2 separate regions of the Homo sapiens genome follow, and region 1 is linked to region 2. A link is an interaction called in ENCODE POLR2A ChIA-PET data of the cell type or tissue named here. Cell type or tissue: Panc1. All regions are shown on one strand. Links, peaks and the distances in the headings refer to the core of each region. The heading gives the core; the rest is flanking DNA.

Region 1 (12,338 bases), core at 3,833-7,832, 600 kb before region 2:
CGATTTTCCAGGTGCCGTCTGTCACCCCTTTCTTTGACTCAGAAAGGGAACTCCCTGACCCCTTGCGCTTCCCAAGTGAGGGAATGCCTCGCCCTGCTTCGGCTCGCGCACGGTGCGCGCACCCACTGACCTGCGCTCACTGTCTGGCACTGCCTAGTGAGATGAACCCGGTACCTCAGATGGAAATGCAGAAATCACCGGTCTTCTGCGTCCCTCACGCTGGGAGCTGTAGACCGGAGCTGTTCCTATTCGGCCATCTTGGCTCCTCCTCCTAGTTCATTTTCTTTTTTTTTTTTAAAATTATACATTTTTTATTATATTTTAAGTTCTAGGGTACATGTGCACAACGTTCAGGTTTGTTAAATATGTATACATGTGCCATGTTGGTGTGCTGCACCCATTAACTCATCATTTACATTAGGTATATCTCCTAATGCTATCCCTCCCCCATCCCCCAACCCCATGACAGGCACCAGTGTGTGATGTTTCCCCTTCCTGTGTCCAAGCGTTCTCATTGTTCAATTCTCACCTATGAGTGAGAACATGCGATGTTTGTTTTTTTGTCCTACGGTGATAATGTTCATAGGTTTGCATAGTGAGGGAGAAGGAACCATGGAGAAGGGAGGCTGAAGGGTGAATAAAGAAGTGGGGATAATTGAGTGAACAATAGCTCAGAGAGGCAGAGGGATAGAGAATGAAGTTGCTGATTCGTTTTTGCTTGTCCCATGCTGTTCTTGTCCCATAACACACTGAACTGGGCAGGACGCCTCTTTGTAAAACCTGAATATTAACTTGGTTTCTATATTTATCTCTGCAGTGTTGAATTGAAAGAAACACAGTCTAGCCACCAAAAAAGTAAGTATATTTTTTATTGGTGTCCCTCTAAAAATACCCAGGGCAGGGATAGTACCATCCTAACTTTGAGCATCTCTTTCCCTTAACAATTTTTTTTTCACTTATTACAGCTGCATTTACTACATTTTTCCATAGTGTATTATTGGACAACAAAACAGACTACCCTTCCTTTTTCAACCTTTGTCTCTCTTCCCAAAGTCACATGCTTTTGAATCGGGCGTAAAAATGTCTCCTGCTCCCTCTCTACTTTCCAAAAGAAGTTTGCCCTGTTAGGGTGAGGACTTGATGATGGGATGGAAGAGAGCAGAGAGGCACATGGAAATAAGAGGAATTAAAGCCAAAAAACTGACCCACTAGTTGTCAAACTTGAACATTCATCAAAAACACCTGGACAGCTTGTTAAAGCACCTGTTACTGAACTGTACCCCCAGAGTTTCTGATTCACTAAATCTGGGGCGGGGCCTAAGAATTTGCATTTCTTTAAGTTTCCATGTGTTGCTGATGCTTTGGGGGACCCACTTTGAAAAAATCACTCAACTAGTTCACTTAATAGGCAGCAAACCAGAGCAGACTTGGGAGCAATGGAATAAGATTACTAACATGAAGTATGAGACACAGTCTTTATTACAAACAAAAGGGCAAGTCTGCTTATTAGAAGACCTGAAAAAAGATCTGCTTGATGCTGAGCTCCTGACTGGCCCAGGGTCATTTACGCCTTGCAGGGCTTCACTGGGTCCACGGTTTGAGAAAACTATAGGAGTGGTAGCTGGCTGAGCCAGGTGTTAGGACTGGAGGGATTCAAAGATGGACAGGGAGGCAGACTTTTACAAATTATTTTTACAAAGGACAAGCAACTGAGGCAAGTGAGGTAAAAATTAGTATTTCAATATTTTCCCCAGAGAGTCTCAAGAAGTTCTGTGACACATTCGAATGTAGTTTTGCAGCCAGACATAATTTTCTGACCCTTTAAATGATTTTTTTCACCTACAATGTATCTATTTACAAGGTATCTATTTACAAGCAATTATGTAGTTTATGAGTCTAATGTCTATGTTAGCTTTACCAATATTGAGAAGTAATAAATTCCCAAATGCATGTCTTAATCTATGTAATTATATATAACTTTAGTGAAATTGAAGCCATACATTTCTAGTTCAAGTTAAACAATCAAATTTCCATATTGTTGAATAGCTAAACAGATTTTATGCTTATGATATCCCTTAAGAACTTGTTAATGTACATTTTACAATGTTGTGTTCCACAGAAAACATTGACTTATGTCCAGGTAAACAGATGCCAGAGCAGGGAAGAATATTATGGGAATGAGTCTTTATTTTCATAAATTCTCATATAATTTTAACACAGGTGAAAAAACATGTCTCATTTCTCTTAAGATTTATCTTTTCTAAGTAAGTAGTATTTAGAATTCCACATCATGTTGCTGTATCTATTGCTATGCAGTTGAGCAAGTTAGATTGTAAGGAAATAACTGCATTGGAGAGAAGAGAAAAACAACAGACACATAATCACCTAAACTTTGGACAAATCTCTGAAATGGAAGCCAATCTAGCAATGAAATCACAATGAAATTATAAATTTATGGAGGAAAAGCTGGGAGGTTAATTTTACCCTTTAAAACCTCAATGAAGCACAAAATCAGGGGAAAAACTAATAATTATGACTAAGAGTTGTAAGATTTGGAACATCAACTCAGCAAATGAAGACATTACCACATGGCAGACATTAGCCAATAAAAGGCATCCAATCACTCTAAAATGAGCTCGTAACACAAAATGTGAGCACTGTGGATTTCCAGAGAGGTGGTGCATTTATTAAAAAAAATCCATTTATTACTTTCTACAACTGAACTCATCCAATGCACATTTACTGAGCATAGACAATGCGTGAAGAGCACAGACAATGGGCTTGCACTTTGTGTGAAGTGCTTAGGAGGATTAAAGAATGTGTTAGATACAGGTCCTGACCTTAAGGAGCTTACAGTTTTTTTAGAATGTGTGACTGAACGGAAAAGAGATGAATAAATAACCATAAGATAAGGTGAGACACCAAAGATAAAAAACAACTCTTATAAGAAGGCAGAAAAAGATGAGTGTGAGAAACTGGGGAGGAGGCGAAATTTAGGATGACCTTCAGGGAGGAGAAGAAACTGAACTGAGCTTTATGGCATGCATAATACTCTTTGATTTTTTTATTTTTAAAATTTCTTAAAGCATATGCTATATCACTACACTGAAAGTGCCACAAAATACACTTACAAGTGGCAATTTGATGTAAAACCAACACAGTTTAACATGTGAATCAAAGCATATTATATAGGAGTATAAAAAATTGGTGGATATGGGTGGTATAGCAGACAGAAAGTAAGTTAGTTTATGTACCAGCAACAAACCTCTCCTGTATCTCAGTGGCTTAACATCTTTACAGTTTATTTATTATTTATACAAAGTTGGCTGCAAGTCTGCTCACTCTTTAGCAACGGTTTGCCATGCAGTGTCTCAGGGACCTTCTCTCTGGTATTATCATAGAGCCTCCTCTGTGATTGCTGTATCAGGAAAGACAGTGCTAGTGGATTCATCTTGACCCTTAAATACTCTGGCCTGAAAGTGATATATGTGGCAATGAGTCACAGGACATTGGCCAAAATTAGTCACATAGCCGTGAGTGTCTTCAAGTGTTCAGAGAAGTGTAGTCCTCCTGCATCTTCAGATGGGGTTGGACGCAGGTGGGATGTGGCAGAAGATGAGGTTGGAATGTCAGGATTAAATCAGATTCTGAAAGACCTAATGTGGTTTGATAAGAAGTTTCACCTTGGTTTTATATGTAGTGGAAAAACAAAGGTTTTGAATAGGGAAGATACAATAGGCACTGTGTAGAAAAATGACTTTGGTAAAAAGCACAGAGTTGTTTGGTGGTAGGCAGAATCTTTAGAAGACTCATGAAGAAGCTGGAGCAAGTAATAGTGTTCAAACCAACACAGTATTAAATAGCAGTATGCCTGGAAAGGATGAAATGGATTCAAGAAATTTTCACAGGTAGGTTTAATTGGAACTACTTGATACAATGACTGAAGGAGAAGGAAATGTTAAATGTAATTCACCTTTCTTTCTTGGTTTACTGAGTGGGTGGTGATGTTAACTGATGAGATAGCCATTTACCCAGAAGCAGCAGAAGGCTTGGGGTAAACTTGATTGTGATCCTTGCAAGAAAATCACCTGGAGATACTGACCAAGCAGTCACAAATACATTTTTGAATCAAAGAAGAGAGGCTAGAGCTAGACATGGAGATATGGAAATACAGTAGTACCCCCTTATTCTTGGGGGATATGTTTCAAGACCTCTGGTGGATGCCTGAAACAAAAGACAGTACTGAACTCTATACGTACTATGTTTTTTTCCCTATACATATATGTCTGTGATAAAGTTTAATTTATAAATTGGGCACAATAAGACATTAACAATAATAATGAATAATAGAACAATTATAACAACATACTGTAATAAAAGTTCTGTGAATGTTTGCTCTCTCTCTCTCTCAAAATATCTTAATATTTCCAGGCCATGGTTGGCCATGGGTAACTGAAACCCTAGAAACCAAAACTGCATATAAGGAGGGGCTACTGCACTTGGCCTCAAGATGACAATGGAGGCTGTGGGGTTTCCCGGGGAGAAGAGGCTGAGGATGAAACTCTGGGAAACCTTCACTGTGTGAAAAGGTGGATGCAAAGCCCAGGTCTGTTCATTTCTAGAACAGAAGCTTTGTATTAGACTAGGGCTGCTGTAATGGAGTACCACAAATGGGGTGGCTTAAACCACAGACACTGTCTCACAGTTCTGGAGGATAGAAGTCTGAGATTAAGGTGTTGGCAGAGTTGGTTCCTCCTGAGGGCTGTGAGGGAGAATCTGTTCCATGCCTCTTTCCTGGCTTCTGGTGATTTGCTGGTGATCTTTGGTGTTCTTTGGCTTGTAGCTAAATCACTCTGATCTCTGACTTAATCTCCTTGTGGTGCCCTCCCTGGATGCATGTTTGTGTCTGCATTCACATTTCCCCTATTTATAAGGGCACCAGTCAGATTGGATTAAGGCCCGCTCTAATGACCTCAGTTATCTTGATCATCTGCAGACACTATTATTAAATGAAGTCACATTCACAGGTCCTGGGGTTAGAACTTCAACATATGAATTTTGGGGTAACAAATTCTATCCATAAAAGGCTTCTTCTACCCCTACTTCTAGCATGATTTGGAGTAGGGAGAAAGAAGCCAGACTGCAATAGGCTGATAATTAATAGGAGATTTAAAAAAAGCCAAGGCTGGGAATGTAAACTATTTATTTGGAACTATATCCATTACAAGTCAAATGATGAGGGCAGGGGCTCCATGGTTGATACAATTTCCAGAACAAACTACTTTACAGTTTGCCAAAGAATCATTCAAAGTCTATGGTATATTAAGAGTGCTTGCTTGCTGCAAGATTCTTTCTTCAAACTAAAACACATGGGCTTGCTTGTTTGGCAAAGAATGCATATATCCCTAGAATATGAGCTAGTAATCATTTGCTTTGCATTTAGTGTAATGTGCTCTTTTCTGATGAAACTTGGAAGTTTGAGTTTGAAAAATGATGTGTCTAAGAGAGTATGGACTAAGCAATTTTAGATATGGCAGAGCAATAAAAAACATTCTTGCCATAGATTCATTGGAGGTGCAAGGACAGAGATTAACCTTGGGAGGTATATTATAGCATTTATTTTTTCAAAAGAATGGAAAGACTTGGTATTTAAATTCTTGCTTTCATTTGAGGAAGGAAAAATATAAATCTTGGGATGTCTGAAAAATATTAAAATGTTCACAGAATTAACCATCAGTGATAATATCAAGTGTCACATTTCTACTCCATCACGTATTGGGAAAAACTAATGTAACCAAATGGTGGCATATCAGGATTTTTCCCTAAGCATTATGGTGTGTTAATTTTCTACCAAAAATTTTGGGTATTAATACGGGTATACAATTTTGTTTTGGGTCTTAGATGAGGTGGTTTTGTGATTTGCAGTTGGATTTAACATAAAAAACAAAGGAACTGAAGTATTTTTGTAACAGAATTTTAGTAGTATCTATCTTTCAATGACATTTGTTTACCCTCTTTTTTTTGTTTTAAAAATGAAACATGTTGAGAGAGAAACAATTGAATACATTTTTCCTAAACATTATACATTAAAATCAGTGATGCTTCTACAGCAATCATATTCTGAAAGAGCACTTTCATATCTTATGGGTTCTTTTATACAGTTCATATGAGTGGAATATACTGTTCTTGGGAAAAAATAATGATAATGTAGACAGATATTGAACTTATCTCTACTCTGATGAAAGTTCAGTGCTTGTAGCTGATTATGTATGATACGTTTTCCATAAACAGGCACAGAGTGACCCCATTGGAAATTGAGCTTGCAGGGTAATTGTGCTCAGTATTGTTTCCCTATCATGCATGCCTGATTATTCTTCCTCCAGTTGGTCTTGGAGACTTCACTGTTGCTTCTGAACCTGGTACTAGGTACCGAGACCTTTCTTTTTGGTTTGCCTTGTTTCGACAAGTGTAACAGCATCTCTCCTTATTTCACCCACACTTCTACATTATTCTGAAGGCAAAAGGATTAAAACTTGTTTTATGAGAAAACACTAAAAATGTTAACTCAGAAGAAGGTCTGTGAAAATAACACTGGACTTGGGATCAGAAAACTTAGAATCATTTAGGTGTTATTTAGCCTTGTTAGTCTACTTATGCGCTGCATTCTTGGACAAGATATTTGACTCCTTAGTAATTCATTAATTCAGTAAGCCATTAACTCATTCATCTACTCCTTTTCACCAAGCATTTATTGAATGTTCCCTGTGTATTAAGCACTGCGTTAAACACAGGATGGTAAGATACAAATCAGGCATTCCTTTAAAGGCGTTCACAGATAAATTAGGAGGATTTAAAAAATTATGATAGGAATGATATGTTATAATAGAGATAATCATTAGTAGAATGGAATGATTTCTATTGCTCTTTTTACTTTTATAAGTTTATGGGTCTAATTCTATAAAAGTTCTAAAAGTTATTCACATACCTTTTGACTTTGGGAAAAAAACAAACCTAGAGATACAAAGATAAAAAAGTAAACCTGTTCCTGTACTTAATGGGCTACTGGTTTAGAAGGAAAATGGATGGGTAACTGAATGCCTGTGTGTGCGCATGTGTGTGTGTATACCTCATTTGTGTCTTTGGAGTCCTTGGCCTACAGCATTCCTCCATTACTGCAGGCATCCTAGCTTGCTGGACTTTAATTCATTCAAAGTAAGGAATTTGAAGTAAGTGAGTGGCAGCATGTGTGGTGCTAGGTGGAGTAGGGAAAGAGAGACAAAACTTTGTAATTCTCATTTCCACATGTGGGTCAAAATGGCAAGGGAAGTCAGAAGGGCCAGAAAGCAATGAGACTCCAGAAAATTACTTGGTATTCCTTCCTTAACACAAAGAAAATTTATAAAAAGTGTAGGCAGTCCACGCCTTACAGAAATTTATGGCCAAAAAATGAGTCATAATAATGAATGTTTCTTGTTTTCTAAATGGCTATAGATGCCATTTAGGCCCTAGTAGAGTAATTACCTTATAAGACTGAAAATTCTCTTTAGACAGTCTTGATGGTTAATACATACTACTCTAGAAGTCTTCTTCAAATACTTTTCAACCATGGTTTTAACAAAAAGGAACTAATAATATTTCTACAGGTAGACTTTTAAAAAATGTAATAGAGATCATATGATTGACATATTTCCTGTGTTTAATCACACAAACATAATCCAACTGAGGAATTTCAGAGTTAATACAGTGAATTAGTTTCAAAGTATTGGAAGGGCTGGGGCACTGATTGAGTAAGTTTATCTAGAAAGTAGTACCTATATTAAGGCACTACTACCCATAGGCCTAGAAATCCAAAGGAGAAAGTAGTGTTACCTAGACTCCATATGCAGGTGAGATTGCCGAAGTTGAAATTGGGTTACCTGAGTAGAACTTGGAGCCACATATACCTATCATTGTTACGGCTGCTGAAACTGCCATTAGAAGCTGGGAATAAAATGGCCTCTTTCTTTCTTCAGTTTTCTTCCAGTGCCTGCCTTCCACTGGCAAAATCTAACAGAAAGTCAAGGGAACTTGGGAAATACAGCTTTGCTGGCTCCCTTTCCCTGAGGTACAAAAAAGGCAGAGAAGAACAAAGGAGGAGCCGGGAGATAACACCCCCTCCAGATCACATCTCATTGTCTCTTCTGTCTTTAATAATCTGTTAATTTTCCTGAAACTCTCCATCACTATGATGCAGTGAAGGGAAGAGTGAGTTACACTAAGGGAAGGAGCAAGATGTAACATAGCGACAGCTCCTGAAAGAAGAGAAAGGAAATTAGTCAGAAGGGTCTGAGAAGAGGGAAAACAGAAAAGGCATATGAATGGCAAGGGGTCAGATAAGAGTTTCGTCAAATGTATGCTTAATAGGGCTCAAACCCTTTGGGTTGGAGTAAAATGAAGGCTAACAGAAAAATCTAGTTAAAATTGTGGGGTTCATAGATGAGCGGAGGGGTTAGGTTAAGCTTGATACTTGCTTCAGTTTCTATCTTGAGAACTTTTCAAATTCCTTGAAGAAGTCCCATGTTTATCATGGTACAACACCAATATGGCAGCACATGATTGGTCAATTAGAAATGCTGAAGGAAGCATTAGTCAAGTGGATTAAATAATGCCCCTGGCTGCCCATGGCCCATGAGGTTATCTAGGGATTTCATAATTTCTGGAGTCTCCTATTATTAAGGGAATCAGTGCAATGCAAGAAGCCTGGGGTTGGGACATGGATGCCACAGAGTACAGGGAATGTGATATAGGAGGTTACCGCAGGATCTAAGGACTTTGGGAATAGTTGCTACCATGACCCCCACTTCCCCCTTTCCACATCCCCAACGCACCAGGCAGTACAAAGCACAAAATACTGGACACTAGAACAGGGTGCTCGATAACCTGATACAGAGGGGAACAGACCAGCAGAGGCCAGCAAAGACCCAGATGCTAGTATGTAAGTCAGAGGCCCTTTCACCATCACCATGAGAACACAGGATTATCCTTTTATACCCAGAGAGGATCTTGGGAAAGAGAGAAGGAGGTAAGATCACCTGAGAGGGAGAGAATCAGCTTTCGTACAGAGTTTTAATCAACCTTTTTATTTAAAAAAAGAAGAAATTGAAGTTCAAACTGGAAGATTAAAACATGGGTACACAAAGCAAGATAAGGTGAGTTACATGGCAGTGGGGGGATTTCATACTGTAGAAGCTTATTCTTTGTTATGTCATGTTTCTGATATTATGAAAGATGTACTACTTATAAGTACATAATTGGTTATAATGAAAGTCAACAACATTTTTCCAATTGAACCCTTTTTAGAATAGAAAGTTTAAGATTTCAGGCTGGGTGCAGTGGTGCCAGCCTGTAGTCTCAGCTACTCAGGAGGCTGAAGTGGGAGGATCATTTGAAGCCAGGAGTTCAAGGCTGTAGTGTGTGATGATTGTGCCTGTGAATAGCCACTGCACTCTAGCCTGGGCAACATAGCAAGACCCAGTCTCTAAAAATAAACAAATAAAAGATTTCAAACGGTCTGTGATATATAAAGTAGAATAGTCTCAGAAAATTAATTACTTTCAAATTATTGTTATTTATTATTTCCTGTGATATAACATAGTTAAAGCTAATTTTCAGGAGGAAAGTTTCATTTTGTAATTATTCATTATTTACACTCTGATGGGGATGGGATTTGGTATTCTTAAGACTCTACAGAAAACATGACCTTTTGTTCCGAGAAGCTCATAATTGAAAGTGATTCATTTATTTGCAAACATAGGATTATTGTAGGAACAAAAGGATAGTCTTTATTAAAGTTTATAAGCCAAAGGATATGAGATTATTTCCATCCATCCCCATCTTTCCATAATGCTTTTGTAATGGGAACGAATATTAAAATGATCCATTCTTGTCTAAAAAGGTTATATTCAGATTTGGACAACTTAATAAATAATACAGAACTCCTAGATAACCCACCAGCCATGGGGTCTTGACCCCAGAGGTGTCAAGCCACTTTGAAGTAATCCAAAAGCGCATCAATTGTATTTTTATATATTTTATTTATGTTAGTGTGAACTACCATATTAAACTGCATTAAATAACTACTTAAATAAGTAAAACAATAATTTAGAAGTAAAACCATTTTATGTTTGGGCTTAGACTCCTCTAAGCAATCAATACAGAGTAATTATTTGTGTCCATAAATGCATGATGATCTCAAAATGAATTCATTTATCGTTTTATGCATTAACTTCTCAGGCTGCTTGGGTATCATTCTCTGCTGGCTATTATATTATTGGGTCACCATTGTGCTAAACTGTAGGACATGTTAGCTGATAATTCCTGAAAAGTGCTTACTTTTGAAATAAAAAGCAAAGCAAAAAAAAAAATCAAGCCACAATGCTGACTGAAAAAAATATTCATATTTATATTAAAGCCCTTAGCTAGATTCTCAGACACATCACTGCTTAAAATGCAGTCACCTGACAAAAACAGTTCTAATTATTACCCCCTTGGGCAAACATTTTTCAGAGTGACTGGCTAAAATGCACTGCAGCTCATAATTTCTGTCTCTGACAGTGGAAGACATAACCTAGTTTCCTCTAATGCAAAAGTCTCTAATCTAGAGGGCAAGACCCTGCTCAGTATAACACTGAAGGGAGAAAATGCAATTTGAGCACAAGGAAATTGCACACATAGTTGGATAGTTCTACCACTCTCAGATTTTTTTTTCCTCCTCGGGTTTAAATGTCTTGTTTTATTTTATACTAAATTATGACCTGGCTGAAATTGCTATGTTTTTTTGGTCATATTCTGAAAACCTCTTACTATAAAAGTGAAGGTTATGCGATAGTTCCATACTTTCATTTTTTAAGGGGGTGGGAATGTTCACATTTTGACAGTTCAGCAGTGAAAATATTAAAAGTTACTGTGCTTGCTACAGCAATATTTTTTTCCTTTGAATAATAGCTCTTTTGTCTTGGCAAATGGGGCATATATACTGCATTAGAAAAAGGTAATTAAATCTTTTTGCAATGACAAAAGTGCAGATTTTTTGATCTGGACTAATCAGTAACAATTTCATTGTTGAACCTCTGAACGAACAAACTTTTATGATTGTTGGGAGAGGTGAATTAACCTCAAATTGTTCTGGTTCACTTCACAGGCGGTGGCTGAGTAATACATCGCCCTGAAACAACTGATAAGCCAGAACGAAAGAAGTTTCAGGGAAGTCAGTCAGAAGTCTTGGAAGGAATACAGCTATGGGAGGGCATAACTGGGAATTTTCATGAACAATTTTATTTCTGTGAATTGGAGAGTCATTGCCCCTTTCCCATCTCTTTCTGCTGACAGCTGCTGCTTACCTCCTTCCTTCCAGCTGGGAGGGCAGCCGCATGGCTGCGTATGCCGCTGACGCCAGGATGGCTCCTTAGCGAGCAACCAGGGCATCAGTTTCCTCCTGGAGACTGCACATGTCACCTTCACGTCTCATGCATCTTCCATCATTTATGTGAATATATCAAGAGGCTCTGGTAGAAGGCACTAGGCTATGAAAGTGCAGTCTAACTGGTGACTGAGAACAAAGGCTGCCTTCAGCTAGGAATGATTCGCTACTGTGGTAAAAAATACTTTCTTTTTTCCTCCAAAATGACTTTGAATCATAAAGATTTAATAAATAGCCTTCCTTATTCAGGAAATAAAAGTGAAAGGATAGCATAGAGAAAGGGTTATTTAAAGAAACTGATTTTGATAAACATTTATAAAATAATGGTATACAAAGGCTTGACAATATCACAGTATGAACTTGTAATTTCAGGAGGAAGATCTGTCCCCAACAATTCTCAAGCATGTCATCATAACTTATTGCTCCTGAATTCCTCAGCTTCCATCAGACAATAACACAATCTGATCAATCTTATCACTAAATACTGGGTGCCAGTTTGAACAAAATTAGGGTGAATTATTTAAAAGGTGATGTGACTATAATCTAACAGGTATCTTAAAATACCCTGTGTGGCTCATCAACCTGCTTATTCCAGTGAGTTAATAAAGAAATTTTATAGTACATCTCTAGAAAACAGAAACATCTATCTTAATTTTTCAATTATTAAATTATAAACATCAAACTTTTTTCTAAAAGATTTGTTTTCCTAACACTCTATATTGTTTATGTCCTTGGGAAGCAAATAAGAATTAGAAACAGGATTGGAAAGTAATTTGTGCTGAACTAACCCAGAGATGGTAGTGAAACACCCCCACCTCTCCCTTCCTCTGGCCTATCTAGGAAATTGGCCTGGTATCTACCAAGGTAGCACTGAAAATGT
Region 2 (12,338 bases), core at 5,291-9,290:
AAGTCAAACCTCAGTCGACAGGTTTGACTTTTCAGATTGGATTAAATGATAAATAAAAGGAATACTAGAATTACCCCCACAATCATGATTCTTTTGGTTATGTATTATAAGCTGTATTTTTCTTATCTTTTGTCTGGAACTGCTTTTAGAGGGCATGCGCCACGCATTTAGATAAGTTTTCACTATTATCTCTTAATATAATTTTATAAGTCATGGGTGCCTGTATAAAACATGCACGTAAATATATGAATATGTCTGTATAGATGTAGACATATTTTATAATTATAACTTCATCGTGTTTTATTTGGATGTTCTAATTGGCATTTCAGAGACAAAATGTGCTCTTAGGCAGCTTGTCTGCAATATATTTCCACTTCCTTTCTGCCTTTATGTTTCAGCAAATTATCTTACTCTTATCCAATGCCTTTGTCTACTTTGTCCCTACAAAGACCACTGCTTCCTTTTGCCCTTTTCCCACTATCTGTCTTCAAAATTGGCATCTATGATGCAGTCCCCAGGACACATTTTTGGTTTGGATCACACCAATGAGTACAATGGGCCCTTAGAGATGTTCCATGGAATTGTTTGATAGGACTTTTAGAGATCATATAAAACAGTGATTTTTCCACATAAGAATTTTTTAAATTAATGGAACCCCTTTTACTTTTCCAAAGATACCTGTGGTTGAAATATAAGTGAGAGTATTAAGGCTCTGATCGTTCATCTTGACTTCTTTCTCCATGAAGTTCTCTCCAGCTAATGTGGCTTACAAAGAAATCTATGAAAAAGAGTTTGAAAAGCCCTGATATAGTCCAACGGTACAGACACAAGACTAAATTTACAAGGAGTGAAGGGACTTTGGCTTCTTGTCTGAAATTTTCCCCCTTACTCAACCTCGTTATACTTTAACACTCCTTTTCTGGGACTCCTGCTCCATCATGACCTCACTGACTCCTCTTAGATAAAGTCGTTGAATACTAGCGTGTTGTCATACACTTTTTCTCAGAGTTTTTAAAGAGTACTTCGCTGAAATGATGCCATCAGGAAAGAGATATTTTTACCTCTATCACCTATCAATGCGAGACCATAGCAGGTACCCATTAAATGTTAACATAAGTCATTATTTTCTTTAGAATTGACAAGAATTACTATACAGCCTGAGACTGGCAGAAATAGAACTAAAGTGAGCAGTTTTCCAATCTTTATTGTAACAATTTACTATGTGATTTTACTTGAGACACCTTTCCAATAAGACTTGTGAATCAAGATCTTTATGTCAGTACCCAACTCAATAAGGTTGAATGAGAATTTCAAATGTGAAATAAAATAAAATAAAATAAAATAGATTTACCTATGCTGAAGAAGTTACATTGTACCTTGCTTTGTGGTTAAATTTGTCTGTTAACACTTGTGACTGCCAAAACTATCATTTCTCCTGGGGATTTTGTTTTCCTACATTAGTATTTTCCAATCTTAGTCTTGGCTGATGGATTAGAATATTTGCCCTACCCTCCTCATCTGCTATAACTGCTGTTTCTTATTTTGTAACAAATGTGCCTCTACCATCCATTCCTAAGACTTTACACCTCTATTGTCTACCCATTGGCTCAATACTATGGAGAAAAAATTGTGGTACCCTAGGACTGTCTGAAATAGAATGGGTTCTTTTAAAATATAAAAATTCCTTCTTGTTGGTGGGTTCAAGTAGAAGGTGGCTATCCACTATCTGGATAGGAATTTATTCTTCAAGTCAAGAGGCAAGCACACGTTTCCACTATTAAATGTACCAATATATTCACATCTATATCTAAAAGCTCTGCCTTTCCCTGTTAAAACAGATAAAATCTGTATTCCTAAGGTAAAACTCTGCACTTGCACCCTCATCATATCTCTCATCTATTCAAAGATATCACTCCAGCAATTCTCCCTCTATCTCCTGCATCTTTACTGTTCCCTTCAACTGTACAAATGCAGTGTAACGTCCTCTGCCTTTAACACAAATCCTTCCTTTGAACTGTCTTCACTGCCTATCTCTGTCTACTTACCATGCCATTTCTTTCCTCTGCCTTGCAGCAAAACTCCTAGAAATAGATCCTAGAGGCATCTCAATTTCCTCTCTTTTCTTTCCATTATTTTTCCTTGAATCAACTCCAGTCAGCCTTTTTGTTATTCTGAAACTGCTTACAGCAAAATCACCAGGATTGTTTATGGGCTAAGCCAATCTCAGAATTATCTTGCCAAAGAATAGGAGACTGAGGCCTTTATAATCCCTGTATCCCATCTTGTCTTCACCAAAAATTACCTCTGTGGTCTTTGATTCCATACACCACCACAAGAGCTGAGTGAGCTTTTCTACTTTGGAAGAAATCTGGAGGCAGTGAAGCAGAAAAACTTGGAAGGTTGTTAGCATGTACTGAAACTGTCCACCACAGCTCAGCTGAGCCTAAAACTTGCTCAAGGAGATATGATAGGACACAAAAAGTACCTGCTTGGACCCTTTTTCTGTTTGCCTTTTTTTCTCTTTTCATCAAACTTCCTTCTCTCCTAACCTTTAAATTAGTGTGTGCCAGGAGTGAATCTTTAGACTTTTTCTCTTTTCTAATTACATTCACTACTTATGTTACCTTACTCAGCCCAATGACTTTAAAATCATGTTTGTGATGTTAAATTCCAATTTTACATTTACATTTTTTTCTGAACTCCAGATCCATGTGGCAGGTACCCACTCAAAATCTCTACTGGAGATTAATTCAAAACCAAACTATTGACATAAATTTACCTTATAACCCAGAAATTTTCCTCCAAGGAATCTACCCAGGAGAAGTAAATACATACATCTATATGCAGACTTGTACATGAATGTTCAAGGTTGCATTATTTATAATAGCTGTAAACTGGAAACAATCCAATTAGTGATATATCCATACAACGGAATACAATTCTGCAATAAAAAGGTACCAAGAGTTGATATATGCTATAACATGGATGAACCTCAAAACATAATACTTAGTAGAAGAAACTGGGCACAAAAGACAATATATTGTAGATTCCATTTACATGGAACATTCAGGAAAGACAAATCTGTAAAGATAGAAAGTAATTCTGTAGCTGCCAAGGGGCTAACATGGATATACAGAATCACTGCAAATGGGCCAGAAGAATTTTTTTTCGAGTGGGGGCTGGAAATATTCTGCAGTTAGATTGTATTGGTGGTTGTACAACTCTAAATTTACTAAAAATCATGAAATGCTATTCTTAAAATGGATGAAATTTATAGTAGGGAAAATATACATCAATAAAAAATTTTAACTCTTGATCTTATGCATAAATTTTTTTCCTCTTCTAATCTTCTCTCTTTCTGGAAATGTCAGCTCTGTTTTCCTAGTTATTTAGGCAATAAATCTTGGAATAATTTTTGACTCTGTTCTTTCTTTTTCATCACAAATCTAATCTGTCACTTCGACTACTGGTAACTTCCTCACTACTTTATACTGCTACCCTCTCTTCTCCACTACCGCTCTGGCAAGCTTGCCTTGACTGTAACAATAGCCCCCTCACAAGTCTTCATGTGATTATCCTCACCACTTTATTATTTATTTGCCATAAAAGCAATTATTCTACTTCTTCATTCAAAATACTTCAGCACAATTCCTTGTCAGAGTAAAATGCAAAGATGTCACCATGTTAAAGTTTCCAGATAAAATACAGGACACCTTGTTAAATATGAATTTCAAATGAACAACAAATACTTTTTTAATGCCTGTGTGTGATACAATATGAGGGACATAGATATATGAAAAATATTTGCTGTTTATCTAAAATTCAAATTTAACTGGATACTCTGTGTCTTTATTTCCTAAATCTAGCAAACCTACATCTTGGTCAAAATGGCACTCCATGATCTGGGCTTCCATTGTCTCTCTGGTCTCATTTTCCTCCTCACATGAAGACCAGCCTCTTAATCAAGCGAACATTGGTTTTCAGACAGGCGAAGTATATTCTTACTGTTAGACTTTTACAGTCGGTCTTCCCTGTACCTGCAAAACTCTTCCCCCAAGTATCAAGTGTAGTTTGTTCTCCCATTTCATTTAGTTTTAGGCTCAAATGTCAGCTATTCATGGAGGCCTTTCCTGATCAACCAATAGAAAATAGCTCCTGCAGTCTACAGTTCTCGATGGTCTCATTGAGCATTATTGATCTTCTTAGCATTTATTACAAATGAATATACAATATATTTTTTGTATATATCTGGCAGTAAAGGCAGAAAAGTTATTTCTTTTTCCTTCCTGCGTAAGAAAGGACTAGAATAGTATCCATCCATTCATTTGTTCATTGATCCATTCAACATTTTTCCTTTTCTAGGTTCTAGGTTTCAAATCACATGCAGTGACACTGTCAATGTATTAAGTCATGTATTTTTGGGAGGCAAGTGTGAAAAGAAAAGTACGGGTATGGTGAAGCTAACAGAGACAAATTGGCAGACAGAAAAAGATGTGTGTCTGTAGACTAATAATAGAATGAAGAGGATAGGAACATGGTTGCATCACTTGTGGTGTTTCCCTGAGTGACAAGCCCACCCACTCAACTGGAGTTCAGGGAAGAGGTCAAGTCAAGAGACAGTATTTGGGACTCTTCTGCCTAGGGGTGCTAGTTAAAACTGACATATCCTTAGCTCCTGTCAGCAGCTGCTCCTACACACTCAGGAACTCTCCATTAACATTTAAACTGACTGTCGAGTCCATAATTTTGTCCTTTCTCCTCCATCAATTACCCTCTTCCTTCTACAATGTTGAAGTCCCCCCAACCACTGAACATTTACCATTGTCTACATAGTTCTCCAGTATTGTCCATTTTTAAAAGGATTTCACTTTACTATGCAGTCTTCCTCCATCTTATTTCTCTTTTCCTTAATTCCTTTACTTCCTAAGCGTATTATCTCACCTCAACAATTGTATTGAATTTGAATTCCCCAAGGTCACCAATCACAAGTCCATTTATATTTTTTCAATATTCATTCCTCTAGACTTCACAGTAGAATCTGAGACCATTGGCCACTACCATTCTCTTTGCATTTTTCGTGCTTTGTTTTTTTCCAATGTTACTTAACAATGTTTCATTTTTCTTCCTATTGCATATATAGTCTTAGTTTTTCTCTAATTAATGACTTTTTCCTCTATGTTTTTGTCATCAAATGTGAATACTTGCCCAAGTTCTGTTATTAACTCCCTGTCAATCTTTCTATAGTCTCTTGTCTTTAAAAACTTCATATAGCCTCATGACTTTGAATTTCAACACTAGATATATGCCTCCCTAACCTACATCACCTGCTTTGTTGTCTTATTCCTCCAGCTCTGATAATACATCACTGTCTGCTTATTATGTGTATTTATTTAAATATACTGCAGATATTTAAATTTCACCATATTTAAAATATAACTTAAAAAATGATATATCCTGTCTTCTCAAACAGCTTTTTATGTCACTTAGCAGACAAAGCTCTGACTTACACTTCTTTCCAAAAACTGTTTTAAAATATTTGATAATTAGGCAAATATAGTTTTAGATACAGAGAAAGCTGAAAGGTTTTATTTATTTATAAACAAAGTTTATAAATAAATGTTTTTTAAAGTATGTTTTTTAAAGAACATACATAAAAATATACCAAGGTATTTTCCTTTATTATTAGTCAGCTTATTCTTACCAGTTTGAGCCTTAAAGTATCAGTGATACTTCAGAAAGCAGGATGGTAAAACTGTAGATATATATACACATTTACATCCATACTCACATTTTTCTCTTTGTTCCTTTAGCTGTACTAAACATCATATTACCTCCATATATACTAGAACACCCATCAAATCACATTCTAAACCTGTGTCCTATGCTCTCTTCTTATTCTGTCCAATTCCAAAGAGAGCAATTGAGCAGCCAGGTTGGTTGGGGGAACTCTGATTATTGTCTCTGGTCAAAACCAATCTCCCTCATTTCTGGAAATTCCACCCTGTGTTTCAATATCTAATAACCTCTCCATAGGTAGTGGGATTTCCATGCAGTAGAAGTTTGCTACAGTTGACCACATGTTTCTTTTAAAATGTTTAGCATTTATATTTGTTTAAAAAGTTTCAGATTTCAGAGAACATAAACATGTTGAAAAAATTATTTATAGAACTTTATAAGGAAAGATACAGTTAAGTATGGGATGAACAAAAATTAATTTTTAATCCATAAATATGTTTTAATCTTAATTATCTAAAAATGCAAGTTAGAAATAAATGCATGTTCATTGGATTTATAGTCTGGACTAAGAGAAGAAACCTTGGAATTTTGAAGAGAGATGATGAAAAGGTGAGAAGGGAGTTCCAATTTTTTTTTTTAAAGGCAAAATTAAACAGAAGACATGGAGAATAAAGGGAAGAGGGAAATGAGCAAATTAGGAAAGAGGAGAATTATCAGAGAAATTCATAAATCAACAGATTCGTAAGGTCTGACAATCTCATTGTAGGGCTGTGCTATTACTAAAGCAATACGGTTTTGAATTATGATAAAAGAGAAAAATCACATAGAAAGAAAAGCATAATGACCAAATACTCAAAAATACATTAGTGATATAGATAATTGATTTCATTTATGTAAGGACAAATAAAATTATTTCAAAAAATTGACATGACACGAAATAGTTCTATAGCTGCCTAGATCCTTAGGTGAAGATTTTTATGTGTGCACAAACAGCACATGCAAAGTTAGATAGAAAACCATCAAGAATGACAGCTCGTGATTTATAGTAGAGTTAGTAGAGGTTAGGTGTTTAATGTTACTTAGGCATAATTTGACAATTTGATGGAGGTTTCAAAAGAGAGAAACTATGTATATATGAATACATATTTACCTGTTAGATGTTTATATAGTTTGGCTGTGTCCCCAACCAAGTCTCATCTTGAATTGTAGTTCCCATAATCTCCACATGTCTTGAGAGGGACCTGGTGGGAGGTAATTAAAGCACGGGGGCGGTTACCTCCATGCTGTTCTTGTGATAGTGAGTGAGTTCTCATGAGATCTGATGGTTCTGTGGGGGGCTTTTTCCCCTCTTTGCTCTACGCTTCTCCTTGCTGCCACCATGTGATGAAGGACATGTTTGCTTCCCCTTCCACCATGATTGTAAGTTTCCTGAGGCCTCCCCAGCCATGCTGAACTGTGAGTTAATTAAACCTCTTTCCTTTATAAATTACTCACTCTTGGGTATGTCTTTATTAGCAGCCTGAGAACAGACTAATGCACATATGCATATATTATATAGGTCAAAAACATATGCATATATATATAATATATGCTTATATGTTATATAATTATATCACTATATATCATTTTACATTGTTGGAGAATAGTTTTATATACTAGAAAATATCTTACATAATTGGTATCTTTTTAATGCTTATACAATTTATGAAATGTGTTTATTATGATTTTCACTTTAACAATGAGGAAAATAAAATTAAGAGATGTTAAGCAACTTCTAGATTACACAGTGCATGTTAAAACAAGGTCTCAGTGAGTCATAAACGTCATGTTGTTTGTATTATAATATATTGCCTCCCTATATATATGAATGGAAATGAGGGTATAATTTGCATGGATTAAATGTCTGTATATTTCAAAATGTAGCCTGCAATTATACTTCAAAACACACTGTAAAAGACTGGTTTATTTGGGCTAAAATTTGTGAATCTAGGATTCCACAGTTAAAATGCAAACATTGTTAAAATGCTAACATGGTTATCTTTGACTATCAAATCTCCCAGCTCACAGTAATTTACCAGATCAATATCTAACAGTGGCAATAAAGAGGGAGGAAGTTAAATGGAAAACTCCGGAGTACTGGCCCTACCTGGAATAGGAAGCTCAGAAAGGACTGTCTGCAGGCAGGGCTGTGTGAGTATGGAGAGGGCTGGGTGGTGGTGTGGGGTGAAAATAAGGAGGAAACATTGAGCTCCTTAGCTAAGAGAACAGACATCAAAATGAAAAAGAAAATGTGAGAGCACCAAAACAACATTTTTTAAATTTCTTTAAGTGCTTTATATTTTATATTTTATTTTAAGACATTAAGCCAAAATTCAAGTTTGTATAACCACCATACTTTATTGATTTGAACATGCATATGTTTTCACATTTTAAACTCTTTGAAATCAAGAGTTTATATTATATTTTAGCATTATTTCATTTAAATTGGCAGCATTTTTTATTTCTTAATGGTGGTGTATTTTATATTTAATAGCATGTTAGATTTGATGAAGGATAGTAATAAGGTTCATCTGAGGATCAGAAGAAAATGTGTGTGAGTCTAAGGTCTTCCACTGATACCCAGCATTACTTCTGGTACAAATGCTATTCTGATCTAAATTTTCTAAGTCTTTAATTACAAGACTAATGTCTTTTCTAAGTATGACAGTCAAGTTCCTTGTCTGCACCATTTTCCTATGAAGATGGTATGACAGTAATTGAGAAAAATAGTTAAAACATCCCATTTATATAAACAGTATATATAAAATCTATGAAGTCCTCATGGCATTTAAAACAGAATATTAAAAATCTCACAGGATTTAAGGCACTTTTAAACAGTTTTGAAAATTATGCAAGATGTTTGATTTTTGTAACCTTCTGTAGTCAAAGGAAATATTTTTATTTAAGTAGCTGGTCTGAGATGTAAAGGTTCTGTTCAATCTAAAAGAAAGTCTTTAGTCTAATAAATTGAGTGTTGTTAAGCTTTGAAAGCAAAAGCTCTGAACTGTATGTTTCTAGCTGGATTCTCAGTTTTTGTTTTGTGTTTTAATAAGGCATAGTTTCCTATGCAGTAACATATGGTTTCAATATTTGAGCATTCTCAGCCATTTTCCCCATATGTTTGTTGTAATCAACTAACCACACATGGCCAAATCCTGCCCTTAGACAAGCATAGAGAATGCTCACTGAGGTCCAGGAAAACAAGCACACTCCATGCAACAACCCATGGTCCGAAATCAGACTTTTTTGACTATTTGCACAATATTGAATGGTACAAATAAATGGTTATTAATATATTTTTGGAAGTGACTTGGATTGTAGAGGTTTCTTTAATCTGAGAATGTCCAAGATTAATCTTGACAAAGGAGTTGCTGAACAACTTGGAGAACGTTGTGTGCAAAGATATGCATGTGTTAGGTAGTCGGGTGGGGAGCATCACACCTAATGTCAGAGTTATCCAAGGCATTATTCATGTATTTTCTTCATTCCACAATTTTAGCATTCTTCAAGGCACATAGTATACATCATCTGCTCTCATAGACTTCTATTCTAGAGGCATAATATTAATGCCAACAATAAACAAGTAAACTAATAAATAACTCAGGAAATTTATGTAAGAAATTAATCTGATTAAACAGTATAATGTTATTTAAAGTAATAGGAGTATTTTTCCTGGCATTGTTAGAGAAAATTCTTTCTCTGAAGAGGTGTTACTTGAACTGAGATCACAAAGGTGAGACCCAACCATGTGAAATCTGGAGTGAAGGTAACAATGTACTAGAAAAGAGATGGCTCTAAAGCTTGAATGAGCTCATGATTCTGGAGGAAAGTAAGATCAGAAGTACAGGCAGGAGCCAGAACACACAAATTTGTGTAGACCATGTTAAGTTTTATGGATATTAGTCTAAGCACGTGGAAGTGTTTTAAGCAAAAGAGTGATGCAAACTGATTTATCTGCAAATTTATATTTAAATATCTCATTACAGTTGCTTTTTCAAACAAATGACTACAACAACAATAATTTAGGATACTAATGGCAGATATAGAAAATTTTATTTGTTGGGAATAAAAATTGTGACACTAGCAAAGCCATTTCAAGGATATATGAAAAACCTGGGACATAATTTTGGTCTTGAGGCATAGAATCCTCATCTACATATATACAATCCAAGAAGAAATCTTCCTGTGAGCCTTAAGGGGGAAATTAAGCTACAAAATCAATCTCATGTGAATCTCACATAATTAACATAAACACACTTACATCTTTGATAATTCTTAGAAAAATTTAAACAAATAGTGTGTTAATAGTACTATTGTGACAGGTAAAGATTTTGGAAGTAGGAAAAAGGATATATTTTTGAAATTATAAAGTGATTTGCAAAATATGAAGTTCAGTAGATGCATATATAGTAAGCCTTTCACCAACCTGCTGCAATTTCAATTTGCATCAATTTTATTCACCTTAAATGTGATGCAGTGATATTCATACATCAATATTAAGGATATTAGGATTATTTGAAAGGTTTACTTTTCAAAATAGCAAAAGGAAATGATTTGATGTATAAGAAGGTAGTTACCTTCTAACCTTCCTGCTTTGGTCCTCTAAGATGATGAGAAAAGTAATGTCAAAGGAAAATAAATAAGTAAATAAAAGTTTGGAAACATCTAACAAATATTTCCTTATAGATTTATTTTCTGAATATCTAATTGTTTTTTGGTTTTACAGTCTTCACTAAGTTCTATGGCACTTTTAAATAGTTCCATATGTTCAATGACATATAGAGTTGATCTCAAACCAGGATTGCCCTTTAAAAGGCTAAAGAAATTGGTAGTTATATACTGTCAGGTGATTGGACTTTGGAGATTTTAACACAGCATGAACTTATTTTTTTGTTTTGATGCTTTTGTATCTCACTCCGTCTCCCAGGCTGGAGTGCAGTGGAGCGATCTCAGCTCACTGCAAACTCTTCCTCCAGGGTTCAAGCGATTCTCCTGCTTCAGCCTCCCAAGTAGCTGGGATGACATGCGCACACAACAAACGGCATGGATTTCTAAAGTAATTTGTAGACATTTCCTACTCATTAGCTGCATTAGTAAGGTAAACTGATTTATGCTGTGGTAACACAACAACTCCAAATTTCAGTGGCTCAAAACAAATTCAATTTCCCCTTTATTCTCTATGTGGTTGACAAGAAGATTCTGCTTTTCATAGTCACTTGGGAATCCAGGTGGATGGAGGCTCCATAATTCCTTTTCAATCGTTTTTATCGAGAAAACATTCATATAATATGGAATTCACCATTTTAAACTATACAATTTAGTGGATTTTAGTGTATTTGCAGTGTTGTGCAACCATTACCACTAATTCTTTCACCCCTAAAAGATGCACTATATCCATTAACAATGACGACCAATTCCCATTCCCCTCTACCCTGTCAAACAATTCTTTACTTTCTTTCTCTACGGATTTACTTATTCTGAACATTTCATATCAATGGAATTATATAGTAGGTAGTCTTTTGTGACTAATTTAGTACAATACATTCAAGTTTCTTTCATGTTGTAGCATGTATCAGTACTCATTAATTTTGTCTAAATAATATTCCATTGCATGGATATACCACATTTTATTTATTCAATAATTAGTTGATGGAGATTTGGATTGTTTCCACTTTTTGCATATTGGAAATAATGCTGCTGCCAGCATTTGTATACATATTTTGTGTGCATATGTTTTTAATTCTCTTGAGTATATACGTAGAGAAAAAGAATAGCTGTGACACAGGGTAATTCTGCTTAACTTTTTGAGGAATTACCAAACTGTTTTCCACAGCTGCGCCATTTTACATTCCCACCTGCAATGATGGTTCCAACTTTACATCCTCACCAACAATTTTTATTTCTTTCTCTTTTAAAATAATCATCCTTGGAGGTGTATGGTGGTACCTCACTGTGGCTTTGATTTGCATTTCCAAAATGACTAATGATGTTAAGCACTTTTGTGTTATTGACTATTTGCATATCTTCATTGAATCAAGGCCTATTCAAGTCCTTCACCAATTTTATAATTGGGCTATTTCTCTTTCTGTTGTAAGACTTATTTTTATATTTTGGATATTAGACTGTTATCTGATAGATGACTTACACATATTTTCACTAATTCTATGGTCATTTTGCTTTAGTAATGGTGTCTTCTGATGCACAAAATTTTATGTTTAGGTAGAAGTCTAATTTATCTATTTTTTCTTTAGTCTGTTGTGCTTTTGGTGTCATATCTAAGAAATCTTTGCCAAATCAGTAGTCCTGTAGATTTATACCTATTAATTCTAAAAATTTTTATAGTATTAGGCCTTACATTTAGGTCTGTGATTTTTTTGAGGTAATTTTTGTTTATTATAGTAGGTTTTCGTACAAATTCATTCTTTTGCACAAGAGTATCCAGTTTTTCCAACACCTTTTGTTGAAAATTTATTTTTCTTCATTGAATACTCTTGGTACCTTTGTCGAAAATTAATTAAATATAGATGAATGGGTTCATTTTTTGAATCTCAATTTTATTCCAT

The links. Peaks named below come from ENCODE experiments on the same cell type or tissue, not always from the same donor. Only the 100,000 strongest peaks of a DNase experiment are listed, where the experiment ranks them.
Region 1: POLR2A ChIA-PET joins it to region 2 with 5 read pairs; 1 of 35 experiments calls an interaction of 5 or more read pairs at or near these places.

What each region holds. Positions count from the first base shown.
Region 1 is chr5:93,248,970-93,261,307 of GRCh38, reverse strand. No RefSeq gene overlaps it. Among named protein-coding and RNA genes, the nearest start is that of LINC02058, 320 kb to the right of the region's middle. In Panc1, for the core only: no CTCF peak of the experiment used is centred there; no DNase peak of the experiment used is centred there; H3K27ac peaks cover 2,759 bases.
Region 2 is chr5:92,649,485-92,661,822 of GRCh38, reverse strand. The region is part of intron 2 of LOC105379082 (a long non-coding RNA gene); the gene reads left to right. Among named protein-coding and RNA genes, the nearest start is that of LINC02058, 280 kb to the left of the region's middle. In Panc1, for the core only: a CTCF peak has its summit at 7,007; no DNase peak of the experiment used is centred there; H3K27ac peaks cover 3,466 bases.